2 separate regions of the Homo sapiens genome follow, and region 2 is linked to region 1. A link is a loop called in an ENCODE intact Hi-C map of the cell type or tissue named here. Cell type or tissue: heart right ventricle. All regions are shown on one strand.

Region 1 (8,000 bases):
AGTCTTAACAATCACAACGAGAACACAACAATGAAAACAGTGGCGGCAGAGCACAGGACATGGGAGGGGACTGAGACCCAGCTCAAGAGCACTGGATCTCAGTGAGTCTTAATCAGAACCAACACCAAGGACACAGTGTCTTATTGAAACAGACTGCCATCCTCTGTTCTGGCATGGGAGGGCTTTTTTTTTTTTTTCCACAGGGTCTCATTCTGTCAACAAGCTGGAGTGCAGTGGTGCCATCTCGGCTCACTGCAGCCTCTGCCTCCTGGGTTCAAGTAATTCTCCTGCCTCAGCCTCCCGAGTAGATGGGATTACAGATGCCCGCCACCACGCCGGGCTGATTTTTGTATTTTTAGTAGAGACGAGGTTTTGCCATGTTAGCCAGGTTGGTCTCTAACTCCCAGCCTCAAGTGATCTGCCAGCCTCGGCCTCCCAAAGTCCTGTGATTACAGGCATGAGCCACCACGCCTGGCCTGGGAGGGGTTTTTGAAAGCATACTGCCCTCCCCATGCCCCCTCCCCCGGACACCCTCAAATCCCACTTTGGCAGCAGATAATGGAAACAACCACTGGGCTAGGCAAAGTTTCTGCTGCGTGCTCCAGGAAATCTATAATGAGAAGTCCTGGGGTAGCCAGCAGAGATTCTCTTGACCCTGAAGTCCAAGAGAGGGGTGTTGCCCCCTGGGGACATTGGGCAATGTCTGATGACATACTTGATTGTTACCGTTGGCAGGACACTGCTACAGGTATCTTGTGGATGGAGGCCAGGAATGCTGCTCAGCTTCCTACAGTACCCAAGACGGCCCCCACAAGAAAGAATTACCCAGCCCCAAATGCCAATAGTGCTAAGGTTGACAGACCCTGCGCTACAGTCTCCTAGAACTTAGGAGTCAAATCTGGGCACTTCGATGTCCTGGAGTTACTTTCTAAAAGACTACAGGAAGCAGTGCATGGAGGCAGATTTGTTCCCGCCTGCCAGGGCCATCTCGTTAATAACGGACTGTGTTTTGGGCCAGACGGGCATAGCCCCGCTTGACCAGAACTGTTTGGGTATTTTAGAACAAAACAAACTCATATAAACATACTAAGGCATATTGACAGCTGACCACCTCCCTCGCACATGGCTTTGATAAGTATTAATAGGAAACAGACTCTCGACAGACACTGCTTTCCACGGGTGAAAGTGTACCTGGGTCCTTACATTTGGGGAAGGGCAGCTTTTCTTTTGGGGCCCCTTTGCCACAAGGCAGGGACTGGCAGTGGGCCAAGGATAGGGAGTGTGAGATAAAGGGCAGAGGCCAGGCCAGGTTGGCCTCCAAAGTCAAATCCCTGTTCATGGGGAACATCTATGTTGACTCCCTGGGAGGCAGGCCCCTTCCCTCAGACCCTCAGACCTGTGTTTCCTTAATCCCAGCACCTGGTCTTTCATTTTAATTTTTTTTAGAGACAGGGTCTTGCTCTGTCACTCAGGCTGGAGTGCAGTGGTGCGATCCTAGCTCACTGTCGCCTCAAACTCCTGGGACCAAGTGATCCTCCTGCCTCAGCCTCCCAAGTAGCTGGGACCACAGGAGCATGCCATCATGCCCAGCTAATTTTTTTTTTTTTTTTTTTTTAGTAGAGACGAGATTGCGCTGTGTTGCCCAAGCTGGTCTCAAACTCCTGGCCCCAAGTGATCCTCCCACCTCAGTCTCCCAAAGTGCTATTACAGGCATGAACCACCATGCCTGGCCTACTTTTTGAGCCAAAGAGGACATTTGGATGCAGGAGACTATGAAGGTTGGGGACAGCCAGAGAGTATGAATGGGTTATAAAGGAAGACTAGTTAGTGTTTCTCTCTCCTTGTTGCTTCCTGGCAGTCTCAGACTACATTCCTGATACAGACAGAAGGCTTTGAGGACATGGTGGCCACAGCGGCATGCTGGGTATGTGGGGCAGCGGGTAGGGAAATATACAAGGAAACATGGCTGGTTTAAAACACAGGCTAGAAGTCCACAGATTTCCTAATGGCAAGAATGAAAAGGCTGCATTAGGCGCTGGTGCTGTCGGAGTGAAGGGGCTCAGGCATCTGGATTGCCCATCCTATTAGGACCATTTGCCCTATGAGCTAGGTCAGGACACCTCTCACTTGTTTTGAGCTTAGGGCAAGACCTGACCTCTTTCAAAGTCCAGAGCAGGCAGCTGCTGAAAGCGTGTTTGGTCAGAAGATTCTGTGTTCTTAGCCAATGTCTACTGGCTGGGGGTCAGTTTTCCCTCCGGGCATCTGGGCATGGCTGGACTTGGGAAGGATTCACCCTGTTGACTCCAGAGAAGCTGACTATCACATCAGCTCTGAAAACTCATCTTTTCCCTGAGCCTGCTCTTCAGAGACCTCTCTCTCAGCTAGGGGCAAGATGTTTTATTTTATTTTATTTTATTTTATTTTTTTTGAGATAAGAGTCTTGCTCTGTCACCCAGGCTGGAGTGCAGTGGTACAATCTTGGCTCACTGCAGCCTCCACCTCCTGGGCTCAAGCGATCCTCCTTCCTCAGCCTCCCAGGTAGCTGAGACTACAGGCGCATGCCACCATGCCCAGCTAATTTTTGTATTTTCTTAGTAGAGTCAGGGTTTCTACTAACTGGCTGACTGGTCTCCAACTCCTGACCTCAACTGATACACCCACCTCGGCCTCCCAAAGTGCTGGGATTACAGACATGAGCTACCGCGCCCAGCCTGCAAGATGCTTTAATTTCTCCTTTATTCTCACCCTCTACAATGGATGGGGTGCCAGGTACGCTGATTCAGTTCCTGGAGTCTCTTTATCACTACATCCGCCTCTTCCCTCACTCAAGCCTTGGTTGCAGCAATAACCCCCCCAACAGCTCAACGGGCCATGCTCTGTACTGTGGCCAGAACTTTCTTTTCCAAGTATAACTCCAATCGCCTTAATGTCCCTTTTTGAAAAACATTCTTAGGGACTCCCTGTTGCCTTCTGAATAAAGCCTAAATTTCTTGTAATGCCACTCACCTCTCCCCACGGTCTGGTCCCAGCCCACCTTTTCTCACCCTCCTCAGCCTTCCAAAGCCAGCCTCAATTTATCTTACATGCTCCCTGTCCGTGCCTTTCCTCTCACTCTTCCCAATTCCTGGACAACTCTTACCTTCCAGAAGCTACCAGTGAAATCCCGCCCATTTCTCAAACCCCAGAAATTTATGTCAGTTCCAAGACGGGTGTCTCTCTCCATCAGATTATAACCTTTGGCTGGGCGTGGTGGCTCATGCCTGTAATCCAGCACTTTGGGAGGCTGAGGTGCGTGGATCATTTGAGGTCAGGAATTCAAGACCAGCCTGGCCAACATGGTGAAACCCTGACTCTACTAAAAATACAAAACTTAGCTGGGCGTGGTGGTAGGCGCCTGTAGTCCCAGTTACTCAGGAGGCCGAGGCAGAAGAATCACTTGAACTGGGGGAGGCAGAGGATGCAGTGAGCTGAGATCGTACCACTGTACGCCAGCCTGGGTGACAGAGCAAGACTCTGTCAAAAAAAAAAATAGATTCTAACCTTCTGCACGAGAGGAACTGTGTTTTGCTTATCTCTGCAAACTGCCCGGTGCCTTCCACACACTGGAGAAGCAAGACATGTTATAAGTTAAGTGAAAAATTAAAATGCAGTAAGTTTTGAACCAGGTACTGTAACTGGGCATTTCGTGGGCATTGTCTCATTCAATCCACCTTGTTATACAGGTGGGTATGCAGACTCTAAAAGGTCAAGTGAGCCGCCCACAGCCATCTGCACCAACAGGGGCAGAATTAGGATTTGCACTCAGGTCGGCTCCCAAAATTCCATATTGATGGGTCTGAAGTGTCCCCCCGCAAAAGAAAGACACCTGGCTGTCTCACTCCAGGGAAACCAAAAGAAGCCCTCTCTCCTCCCAAGGAGTTTAACATCATCTCTCTGCTCTTTCACGACACAAGCTGTGGGAACTGGATGCATAGTGATGGCAGGTGAGCATGATGTTCCGGTGTTCCTATTTCAGGAGACGTCTCATTCCTCCTGGCCAAACTCACTTTTGTGAAATGGGGCTGGAGCTGCTACTGGTCAATTCAGGGGGAAGAGGGAAATAAATGGGCCATAACCCGAATAACCCCCAAATATCTTGTCAACCCTATTTTGCTTACCCATTGCTTAATTCTATTTTGCACTTAAACGGTTGGCTACGAGGCCTGGATGAAAAGCCACCACGAGAGGGCAGTATTTCCCCACCCTTGATCTGAGCCTAACAATCTGGACTCCACTCTGGTCCTTGAGAGGTTACTCAACAGAGAGAGAGGCTTTTGGTATCAGGAATTCTGGCAAATGAAAGAAACACATCAGATCGCTCTCCTGCCTTCTAGCCTGGAGTTGTGAAGCAGCTTGTGTTGGGGATTGAAAGGTGTTTACTTAAAAAAAAATCTTTCTGGAGAAGAAGGATGAATCCTGGTTTTATAATCATTTCTTTGGACTCCTTGACAAAATGAGACAATGTTTCCATCTGTCTGCTACTAGAAAGGCAGGCACATGCAGAAAGGAGGTGCCTGGCACCTTGTAAGCGCTTCTAAGTATTTATTCCCTGATGGAAAAGCATTCCTGCATAAAGCTTGACTTGGAGTGGGAAGCACTGATCAATTTGTCTTTAATGGGGATTGGACACAACAGTTTCCTTCCCTGGGGAATTGGGGAGGCGTCTCCAAAGCTATAAAGGATTGGAAAGAAAGCCTTTGGGAGGAAAGCTACTAGGAGCTGGAAATGGGTTTGCAGGAAAGGAGTTTAGAATGGGCTTCCCTTCAGGATTAGAAGGGGTGAGTGTGGGATGCTAAGTGTTTGTTCTTTATATCTGTGGAAGAGTGAGCAGGGGAAATTGGGATTAAAGGAAGGCAGGGGAGATTATAGCTGGCATGAAGTCAAGCTCCATGTGGCAGGAACAGGACACCGGTGGGGGCTGCCAGGGATGGCAGAGCAAGGTGAGTCATAGATTGCCTTTTCACTTTAACAGTCTCCTGGCCTGGGCCCTTTGGGGTCTTGGTGCCCCCACTGTAAAGCCCTTTCAAAGAGGGCCAGTGCACTTCCTCTTTAGCAGACACCCAAACTGAACAACAAGATATGCCCACGTACAGTATATAAAAGAAATGTGGTTTTTCTGTATAGCAAGACACAACAAACAGGGTAGAACCAGCAGAACATTCCCTTTCCATCCTTGGGGACCCTGCAGTCTGGGAGGCCACTAGGATTTCTTGTCTCTTTCTGGGAACTGCCTGACACTAATTTGTAGTATTTAAAAAAGTATACAAAGGGATCCCTTCCCACCATTTACTCTGAGAGAGTAAATTCAACAGGTTGCCTCTTAGGGAGGAATTACACCGGCTCCAATTCCTACCGAAGACTTGGCTGCCCATTTTTGATCTGAGTTGAGGGTAACTTATTTGTCAAAATTAATTTAACAGGTTTAAAACTTTGGAGATCAACTGCAGAGGGCAACAAGCCTGAGGGACAAGTTCTTCCCACCCCAAGTTGTGGCTCCTATCGAAGAAGCCACGTGGGACCTCATTATGGCAACTCTTTCCAACCTCATCCACTTTAACCAGCTTCCATTATTTCATCCCCAAGGGTGAAGCAGCAAGCCCGCTTTGGGGGAATAAAAAAATAATAATCATATTGTTACTTGATATTGTTTCCAGGCACCAAAGCTTTAACATTTAATCCATTCATATTCTTTAGGTTCGTATGACATTATGACTAGGAAAAACTGAGGACAAGTGACCCATCCAAAGTCATCCAGTGGCAAAGTGGGAAGATCCTTATTGCCACCAGGCTTCTTTGAACAACATAACTTCCAGGCCCCTTGGATGCTATTGCTGGAGGAGGGGGTCAGTCAATGGATGTGGCAAAGTCAAGTGATTCTAGCTGGTATGGGTGGGTTTGGGGAGGGGATTTGCACAATCCATTGGATGGGTTCATGTCACATGAGGGCTCTGCTCACTGGTATCAAAATCTAAATGCAGCAAATTCTGGGAATGCCTCTTTCATTGGGAGACAGCCCCTTTAATCAATTTCCCACTCCTCTCCCCATGCCCTGAACCCTTTCTAACTAGAACAATTATGGGGCTTCCAAATGTTTCAGGTACATGGGCGTGGACCCTAATTATGGACACACGAGGGATTAATATGGGCCAGGGACACGTTTCTTGGCATTGAGGGTCTTCAATGAAAGCAGTGGCAATCTAAGATCGACACACTTGTGCAGGGAAGAGGACGGACAGAGACCTGGCCCATCACACACACACACACACACACACACACACACACAGGCACGCACAACCAAAATGTCATCATAAAAAAGGAGAAAGGGGGACTTCAGTGGCTGAGGGACTGGCTCAGAGAGCTTGTGCCTAGTTCCTGCAGCCTTTCCAGGGGAACCCCAGAGAAAAAAACCCCCACAGCGACGGCCATGTTCCAGTGGTTTCATGCACCCGTGAGTTGCCCTTGTCGGCAAGAGAGGGAGTGGGAACAGAGTTTTGTAAGAGCCACTGCAGATTAGAAAAGCATTGCATCGCAGCAGGAAAACTCAAGGAGTAAACCCAGGAGGGCCGAGGAAACCACTGAGGGGCGAGAAGCCCGAGGAGGGAAACCAGGGCACAGCGACAAGGACAGGAGGCAGAGCGAGGGCCACAGGGGGTCCCAGAGGAAAGGTTCAGCAGTGTCTGTCCGCGCTTACAAAACTTGCAGCCGGCTGGGCAAGAGGGTCCAGTTAGGAGCTGAAAACCCTGTGGAAAGAGAAGTTGGGGGGCAGTTAGTGCCCCAAGGGCAAGGCTGCTGTTTCCTCTGAGTGCCCCAGAGAAAATCACCCATGCTCTGGGCTCAGGGGCTTTGTCTCTTTCTTTTTTTTTTTTTTTTGAGACGGAGTTTCGCTCTGTCACCCAGGCTGGAGTGCAGTGGCACGATCCCAGCTCACTGCAATCCCAGCAGGGTTCAAGCGATTCTCCTGCTTTAGCCTCCCAAGTAGCTGGGATTACAGGTGCCTGCCACCACGCCCGGCTAATTTTTGTATTTTTAGTAGAGATGGAGTTTCACCATGTTGGCCAGGCTGGTCTCAAACTCCTGACCTCAGGTGATCTGCCCGCCTCAGCCTCCCAAAGTGCTGGGATTGCAGGCGTGAGCCACTGCACCCGGCCCGTCTCTTTCATTTATTCTGTAGCCTTAGTGTCTTGGACAGGACCTGGCACCTAGCAGGGGCTTGTTTTGAAAGAATGAATGAATGAATGAATGCTCACAAGTACAACTGGCCAGGAAGAGAAACATTTAAAAGGACTTTTTTTTTTTTTTTTTTTTTTTTGAGACTGAGAGTCTCACTGTGTCGCCCAGGCTGAAGTGCAGTGACGTGATCTCGGCTGGCTGCAACCTCTGCCTCCTAGGTTCAAGCGATTCCTGTGTCTCAGCCTCCTGAGTAGCTGGGATTATAGGCACATGCTACCACACCTGGCTAACTTTTGTGTTTTTAGTAGAGACAGGGTTTTGCCATGTTGCCCAGGCTGGTCTTGAACACCTAGGCTCAAGTGATCCACCCATCTTTGCCTTCCAAGGTGCTGGGATTACAGGTGTGAGCCACTGGGCCCGTCAAAAGGGATTTTTTTTTTTTTTTTGAGACGGAGTCTTGTTCTGTCACCCAGGCTGGAGTGCAGTGGCGGGATCTTGGCTCACTGCAAGCTCCACCTCCCAGGTTCATGCCATTCTCCTGCCTCAGGCTCCCGAGTAGCTGGGACTACAGGCACCTGCCACGACGCTCGGCTAATTTTTTGTATTTTTAGTAGAGATGGGGTTTCACCGTGTTAGCCAGGATGGTCTTGATCTCCTGACCTCATGATCCACCGGCCTCAGCCTCCCGAAGTGCTGGGATTACAGGGGTGAGCCATCGCGCCCGGCCTTTTTTTTTCTCTTGAGATAGGGTCTTGCTCTGTTGCCTAGGCTGGGGTGCAGTGGTGCCATCA
Region 2 (8,000 bases), 380 kb after region 1:
ATAAGATTGTACCAACAGGTCCACATACATTTTCCACCTCTGCAAGAGCAGGAACCACATCTCATCTTTCCATCACCACCTCAAAGCATCGTGCCTGAAGCAAAGTACTTAATACATGTTTGCTGAATCCAAGATTATTATAATAGAAACATCAAGTTTATTGATTACTCAGTAGGTGCTAGGGATTATGCTATGCATTTTATACCTGGAAGCTATCCCTCTGTGTGGTCAGGCTATCATTATTCCCGTTGTGCAAAGGAAAACAAAAGGAGCTCAGAGAAGTGCAGTGACTTGCTAAAGGCCACACAGCCAGGCACCTGCAGATTCTCAATGAATAACTCTGCAATTGTTTGAAAGTCTTCCAGGAGCCCCCGCACCCCCGTTCTCAACCAGAGGAGTGCTCTTCCCCCTAGGGGATATCTGGCAATGTCTGGGGACATTTTTGGTTGTCACACTGTGTGTGTCTGTGTGTGTGTGTGCGTGTGTGTGTGTTACCAGCATCTGGTGGGGAGAGAGCAGGGATACTGTTTAACATCTTATAATGCACAGGGCAGACTCCCATAATAAAGAATTAAACATCCCAAAATGTCAATAGCATCAAGGTAGAGAATTCCTGATCTAGATGCTTCTCTGCTTGTCTAGCCAACTCCCTCCCTTATTATCACCACCTCTCCATCAAAAATCCCCCAGATGGTGCTTCTGAGGCTCAACTCAGCAGAGAACAAATCCTCTTTTATTATAAGCACATCTCACTATTAGGTTCATAGCCTAGTTATTCAGTTATTCTCAATTACAGCTCCCTTCAAAAAATAGATGTAATTAAGTTTAGTAGTTTGGTCTCATTTCCCAATATCTGGTTGAAGGGGTGAATTCTGTCAATTGCATTAAGTGGCTGCAGCATCATTAGTCTCAAGCAATAATAACCTCCACACAGCTTCCTACGTGGGCAAGAAGATTTGAACTTTGAGATCCTCTCTTTGCTTTCTTCGTTTGGATTTTATTAAACTTGCCAATGCAAGCCTTAAAGCAATGGAAAACTGTTGAAAGGGAAGGGGAAAAAATATATGAAAATCCAGGCCTTATCATAACAGAGAAGGCAAACGACATTTACAGCAATTAAACCGATACAGAAACTTCTGCTTAACAATCAAAGCACCTATTAAGATGTCTCCATAGCTGAACAAAAGCTTCTTTTCTACTCTAATTTTCTGATAACAAGTCATGCAGACACAGAGGCAGAATTTTGTGCATCCCTGGTGCCTATGGTCTCAGGAGTAGAATAATAGACATTTCTCCGTAGATATTTTCATTTCTAGTGCATAGAAAGAGAAAGAGGTGGAAGGAGGGAGGATTCTTCTCCCCTTGCACAGGTCTTGCTGTTGATGTCTTCTGAGAAATGCATCTGCCCAGAAGGGGCTTTGCACAGAAGAGGGAAAAGCCAGGAACCCTGGTCTTTGGAATCACCTTAGCAGTCAGAGGGACAAACAGAAGGCCCAACAGCAGGAACCAACATTAACAAAGCATCCACACCACACACAGCTTCTTGATGAAAAATCAGGCTCTGACCTGGTGAATTTGAAAGCTCCCTGACGGATGAGCTAGGCATGGGAAAAATACGTGAGGATATACACAGAGACACAGGTAAAAATGGGTGACGATAAAGGAAAGGAAGAGGAGGAGAAGAAAGAAGAAAATAAGAAATAAGAAAAATAGGGCCGGGTGCGGTGACTCACACCTGTAATCACAATACTTTGGGAGGCCAAGGCAGGTGGATCACCTGAGGTCAGGAGTTCGAGACCAGCTTGGCCAACATGGTGAAACCCTGTCTCTACTAAAAATACAAAAAATTATTTTTGTATATGGCGGGCACCGGTAATCCCAGCTACTCGGGATGCTGAGGCAGGAGAATCACTTGAACCTGGGAGGCAGAGGTTGCAGTGAGCCAAGGTCGCGCCATTGCACTCCAGCCTGGGCAACAAGAGCCAAACTCCGAAAAAAAAAAAAAGAAGAAGAAAGAAAGAAAAGAAAAAAGAAAGAAAAAGAAAGAAAGAAAGAAAGAAAGAAAGAAAAATATAGTAAATCTGCTGTCTGCTGTGTTACCGTGTGCCAAGCACTACTGTCAAACAGACAGACCCTTGACATATATTATCCCATTAATACAAACACTACAGAGTATACACACACATAGCGTATCAGCCATGATCATTAGTGCCATTTCAACAAGGAAATTAAAAAGTTATCCCGACTGCCCAAGGTAAATGCAAGTAAATGCCAGAACAGGGATTTTTAATTGAGCTGTGGCTCAATTAATGGAAGTGAATTTCATCTCCCTTTCACAGATGGGAATATTGAGGCTTAGAAGCAATATGCAATTGTCTAGAGCTGATAAGTGACTGAGTTGGGATTTAAACTGCAGACAGAAACAAACTGGATGCTTTTAGTCCAGAGTTCCCTCCAACACCCTGCTCAACCCATCCTATACTGCCAAGGCCTCCTACCTACCTCTGTCTGGGAAGGACCAAGGAGGCCTGGGAAGTGATGTAATAGCATAATGCTCCTCTCCCACCCAAAAGATGCCCACGTCCTGATCCCTGGAACCTGGGAGTATGTTATCTTATCTGGCAAAAAGAGATGCTGAAGACGTGATCAAGTTAAGGATCTTGAGATGGAGAAGTTACCCTGGATTACGCGGGTGGAACTAATGTCACCATAGGGCCCTTATAAGATGGAGGGAGGAGGGTGAGAGTCAGAGGTCAGAGAAGTGGACATGACAATGAAAGCCGAGGTCAGAGGGATGCAACTGCTGGTTTTGAAGGAGGAGGGGGGACAGCAGCCAAGGCACATAACTAGAAAAGGCGAGAATGGATTCTCCCCTAGAGCTTCCAGAAGGAACCAGCTCTGCCGACACCCTGATCTTAATCCCATTGGCATCCATTTCGGACTTCTGACCTCCAGAACTGTAAGATAATAAATCTGTGTTGTTTTCAGCCGCTGAGTTGGTGGCCGTTTGTCACAGCAGCCATGGGAAACTGACACAGCACCTATCTTGTTCCAGGCATGGTTTCAAGGGGATACGGTGAACGAGATAACCATGTTTCCCGAGTTTAGAGTCTACAGGGGGAAATCAGAAAGTAAATGAGCCAAGAAATAAGAGTCCATGAGGAAAATGAAACCGTACCAACGTTGGGGTTGTTTTAAGGCAATGGGAGCCCCGATGTGCGTTAGAATGGAAGCAGCAGGACGCTGTGCTGGGCAGTATGCATTTAAGAGCTCCCTCTGGCGGTCGAGGGGAAAATAGCCTGCCAGGCTGTAACTGGAAAAAACAGGGAGGGCCTCCCCGCCTCCCTATCCCTGCATCAATGCTCCATCACCCCAACCCCTACCCAGGTCCAATGCTACAGCTCTAACCCTGACAAGACCATTCCTTCCCAAGGTCATTCTCCCAGCACAGGCCTTTCCCACCGGAGCTATCATGATCCCACCCACAGCCCCTCATAAAAAATCCACATCCCATCACTCCTCCATGTCCCTGGGAAAAGCAAAGGGGGTGTACTCATTGGCCCCACAGCCTGTATTATTTTTCAGAAGCCAACAGAGTATTTTTACTTCCTTGGCCATAAAGAAGGGTTTTGTCCCAAACCTACCAACTTGTAGCACTGGAATATCTGCTGTGGCATAGACTGATCTTAGAGGACAGTTCCTGAAGAAATTTTCATGGGATTTGCATTCCCAAACCCAAGCAGGGGAGGATAAAAAGGTAGCCATGGGAAGAAGGCAAAGCCAGTTTTAAAAAATTATTCTTTGCGATTTATCTGCTATGGGGACAAACGATACTAGGCTGGGAGCTTTTGGGGTTTGGGCCTGGGTCTCATCTGTCACTGTATCCCCAAGTGTTGAGCTCAGGATCTGCTCTAAGAATATTAAATGTGTGTTTAATGGACAAATGAATGAATGAACAAATGAATGGACCGATAGTCAAGTCCTGGCTGAACCTGGTGTTTTTCCGATTAATGAGAAACTTACATGGCCCTGAGAGATCGTAGAGATAACTTTATCAGACTCAGAGCAAATCTGAACTTATTTATCCTCAAAATACTCTGTGTGGTAGGGAAGAAAGTACACATTATAACTGTTTCACAGATGGCAAATTGAGGTAGATGTGGGATGTGACCTGCTGTGTGTCTTTGGGCAAGTGACAACCCCATGAGCTTCAGTGTTCTCAGGCAAAAACTGTGAGTAAATATCAGTGCCCACTGTACCTCATTGTGTTGTTTGAAGACTAAGTGGGATAATGCACACAGAGTATTCTGAGCATGAGAGCAATGCTCAGACATATTTACCGTATGTATCTTGCAGCTATGTCTTCATTTAATCCACACAATCTTATGAGTTTGTATCCATAGTTTACAGATAAGGAAAGTAAGGATAACTAAATTGTTCAAAGTCATATAGCTAAAGTTCACCAAATATCATGAACTCTAGAGTTGAACCCAGTTTCCTATAAAATTAAAGCCTTCTATCCAGCTCCATACCATGTCCCCTTCTGAGATAAATGTAAAAATTATCTTAAAAGCCATGCCAGTCTAGAGTTGAAAAGGACCACAAGAAATAGTTTATTGCAGTCTTTGAATCGCTAAACCCTGTTGGATAAATAAGGAGCTACTCTACCCTAAATGTTTCCATGGAGATAAAGACCTCTGAGCACATAATATTATTAAAAATAATAGCTAACTTTTATTAAGCACCTATTACCCAGTGGGACCTAGATTATGTGATTTAGTTGTATTATTTCACTTAGTCTCCATAATTCCCTTTTAGGTGCTAAAGCTCAGGTTTGAACCCAAGAGCTCATCCTCAGAAATACCACAAAGGAACTGGAAGTTCCAAACTGCCCTTAAGCTTCCAGCCCAGGGACATGACAGACTGAGTGAGAACTCAGCAGAGGTGTTGCATTCAAATCAACTAGCAAATTCATTGGGCCTAAAGGTAACTGAAACTAATAAAACTTAGATCATTAAACTTTTCTTTGGAGTCACAGGCCAGTCACCAGCTAAAATCCCACTGATTTATCCAAGGCGCCAACCAATCCTAGACTAAAGCTGCTCATGATATCATTCACATAGCAGAGGATAACTCTATTTGCTTTAATATCCAACTCAAATATATCAGATCTGAAAGTATTTTAATTATGTGCAGTTTCTAAAGGTTACAGCTCCATGATGCTTCAGGGCCAAGTGCTTCTTCATGGAGTTGGACATAATTTTCTCCCTGAAACAATGATAACTCACCTCCCAAGATCCAAACATCATCATCTGGGGCCCTTGATGGCTATGGAGGCTTCCCTGGAATCCCTTGAAACTGGTGAGTGCATAGACCAGGGTGGGCTTTGGTTTCATGTCATCGGGGAAGAAATAAGGCAGAGGGGACTGACAGTGATAAGAGATGCTAGGGGTGAGCAAGGATTCTTGATGGAAGAGATCATATACAGGGATTTCAGAGAAGTTTCCTGGGGCTCCCATGACATTGAGACAAAACAATGGGCAATGGCTAAGCTATTGAGACTATGGCCTCAGTTCCTGTCCACTGCAGGAATGCAAGTATTAGGGTCAATGCAATTCATGCATGTGTGGAGTTTAAGTTAGAGACAAGACCTTGAGTGTGGACCTCCTCTGGAGACAGAGTAGCATACTTTATTTCTGAACAGGAAGGGCCTCAAGGGCAATCAACTTGCCCAGTGCAGTGTGGGAGAGAGAGCATGGGGCTTTGACGTGAGCACACCTGTGACAAACACCAGCTCTGCCACTTACGAGCTATGGGATCTTGGTACTCTTACTTTTCTGAGGCTCGGTTTCTCCTATAAAAAAAGTGGTCATTGTATCTCCCTCATAAGATTGGTAGGAGGATTAAGTGGGGTGATATAATTGGAACAGTGCTCTGCCAAGTGCCTGATGTAGTATTGTTATTATTGTTTTTGTCACTGTCATCATCACTCTGCCTCTTGAATTTAACACATCAGTTAGAACATGACAAAGCTCTGTACGGACTATGACTTAGTGCCAGAGTTGGCAAACTTGACCCTCAGGCCAAATTCAACTCATTGTCTAATTTTATAAAGTTTAATTGGCACACAGCCACACCCACTCATTGACACACTGTCTATGACAACAGGAGTAGTTGTAACAGAGACAGTATGGTCCACCAAACAAAAAATAATTATTACCTGGCCCTTTAAAGAAAAAGTGTGCCAAGTCCTGATTTAGAGCTATGAAACTCATTTTCTTGGCTAATCAGCAGAAAGATTTTTTCCATGGAGCCAGAAGACCAGGATTCAAGATCCCCTTCTGCCACTTACATGGTAGGAATCCTTACACAAATGGTCTGTAGTCTCCAAGCCAAAATACGTATAACCACTTTGTGTCACCCCACTGCCCACTTAATCCTAGCACCCTGTGAGGTGCATTGTTTTGATCCCCGTTTTGCAGAAGAGAAGAGCCAGAAAAGGAGGACATGCAAGCAGCCCAGTCAAGATGATAGCCCAAGACTGTGTTCTTTCAACCCCTCACTGTCTCTTCGTAGAATAGTCCATGAGGGGGCAATGTCTCTACATGCAACTTCTGAAATCTGGGTCAACTCATGGGGGCAGAGGAAAAGAAAAATTAACTCTTTCCTCTCACTGCTTCTGTCTGGATTAAAGAATTTGATTTTCTAGTTGTCACTCTATCAAAGCAGAGAGAAGACCTGGAGGAGTCTTCCTCCAGGGGAAGGAACATGCTGATCCCAGGCAGAAGAGGAAGAAATGCCCCTGCATCTGATAAAGCGGCACGACATAGCTGAGACCTGGGGGAGTCTTCTCTCTAAGTTACAATTGGAGGCAGTGGTGGTGGTGACGGATGAGATAGAGATAGGAGATGCCCTGCTAGGAGTGTCTCCAGGTAGCAGCTGATATTGGTAGGACCAGTGAGTGGTGAGGGCACTGCACCAATGGCAGCAAAGCAGATGAAGGGCTGGTATGTGGCGGCTAGAGGTAGGACATTGGAGAGGATGTGAGGGACAACATCACAGGAAAGTTGTCACCATCACTCTCCTCCATCACCCATTCCACCTGGTCCCACCCCTGCTTAAAAAAAAAAAAAATGATGCAGTGGCTCACGTCCGTAATCCCAGCACTTTGGGAGGCAGAGGTGAGCGGATCACTTGAGGTCAGGAGTTCAAGACCAGCCTCGCCAACATGGCAAAACTCCATCTCTACTAAAAAAAGAATACAAAAGTTAGGAGGGTGTGGTGGCTCATGCCTGTAATCCCAGCTACTTGGGAGGCTGAGGCATGAGAATCGCTGGAACTCAGGAGGTGGAGGTTGCAGTGAGCTGAGATTGTGCCACTGGACTCCAGCCTGGGCAACAGAGTGAGATTCTGTCTCGAAAAAAAAAAGGTTATACTAAACTAGAAAAACCTTCAGGATCTAGTGAAGATATATTAATGTATTTATTCTAATATTCACATACTCACCCTCAAAATCGCTTTCCCCCCAACTTTTTTTTTTTTTTTAGATGGAGTCTCACTCACCCAGGCTGGAGCGCAATGGAGCAATCTCCACTCACTGCAACCTCCGCCTCCCAGGTTCTAGTGATTCTTCTGCCTCAGCCTCCTTAGTAGCTGGGATTACAGGTACCCACAACCACGACTGGCTAATTTTTGTATTTTTAGTAGAGATGGGGTTTCACCATGTTGGCCAGGCTGGTCTCTAACTGCCGACCTCAGGTGATCCTCCCACTTCAGCCTCCCAAAGTGCTGGGATCACAGGCATGAGCGACCGTGCCTGGCCCACTTTCCCCTTTTTGAAAAGACCACCACCACCTGGTGTCTGAGACCTGGCAGGTAACCATCAAGCTAGGATCCCCTTAATTTGCTCTAAATCAAATGTGTGGACAGTGATAACATCCCTCCCTCTCCCAGTGAGAAATGCGAATCCTAGAGTCATCACCTGTGATTTATTTCAGCCT

What was found. Hi-C counts contacts between places; a loop is a spot of excess contacts. Peaks named below come from ENCODE experiments on the same cell type or tissue, not always from the same donor. Only the 100,000 strongest peaks of a DNase experiment are listed, where the experiment ranks them.
Region 2: a loop joins it to region 1, with 6 times the contacts of the local background. A loop is called at or near these places in 36 of 110 quality-filtered maps.

The regions. Positions count from the first base shown.
Region 1 is chr12:117,208,546-117,216,545 of GRCh38, forward strand. It overlaps NOS1 (nitric oxide synthase 1), which reads right to left. Exons shown (of 29, transcript NM_000620.5): 29 at 1-6,779. The coding sequence ends at 6,764. Among named protein-coding and RNA genes, the nearest start is that of FBXO21, 22 kb to the left of the region's middle. In heart right ventricle, a CTCF peak has its summit at 4,219 (motif pointing right); a DNase peak (open chromatin) is centred at 4,226; H3K27me3 peaks cover 3,138 bases.
Region 2 is chr12:117,584,592-117,592,591 of GRCh38, forward strand. All of the region lies in intron 5 of KSR2 (kinase suppressor of ras 2), which reads right to left. Among named protein-coding and RNA genes, the nearest start is that of NOS1, 230 kb to the left of the region's middle. In heart right ventricle, a CTCF peak has its summit at 3,288 (motif pointing left); a DNase peak (open chromatin) is centred at 3,280; H3K27me3 peaks cover 3,612 bases.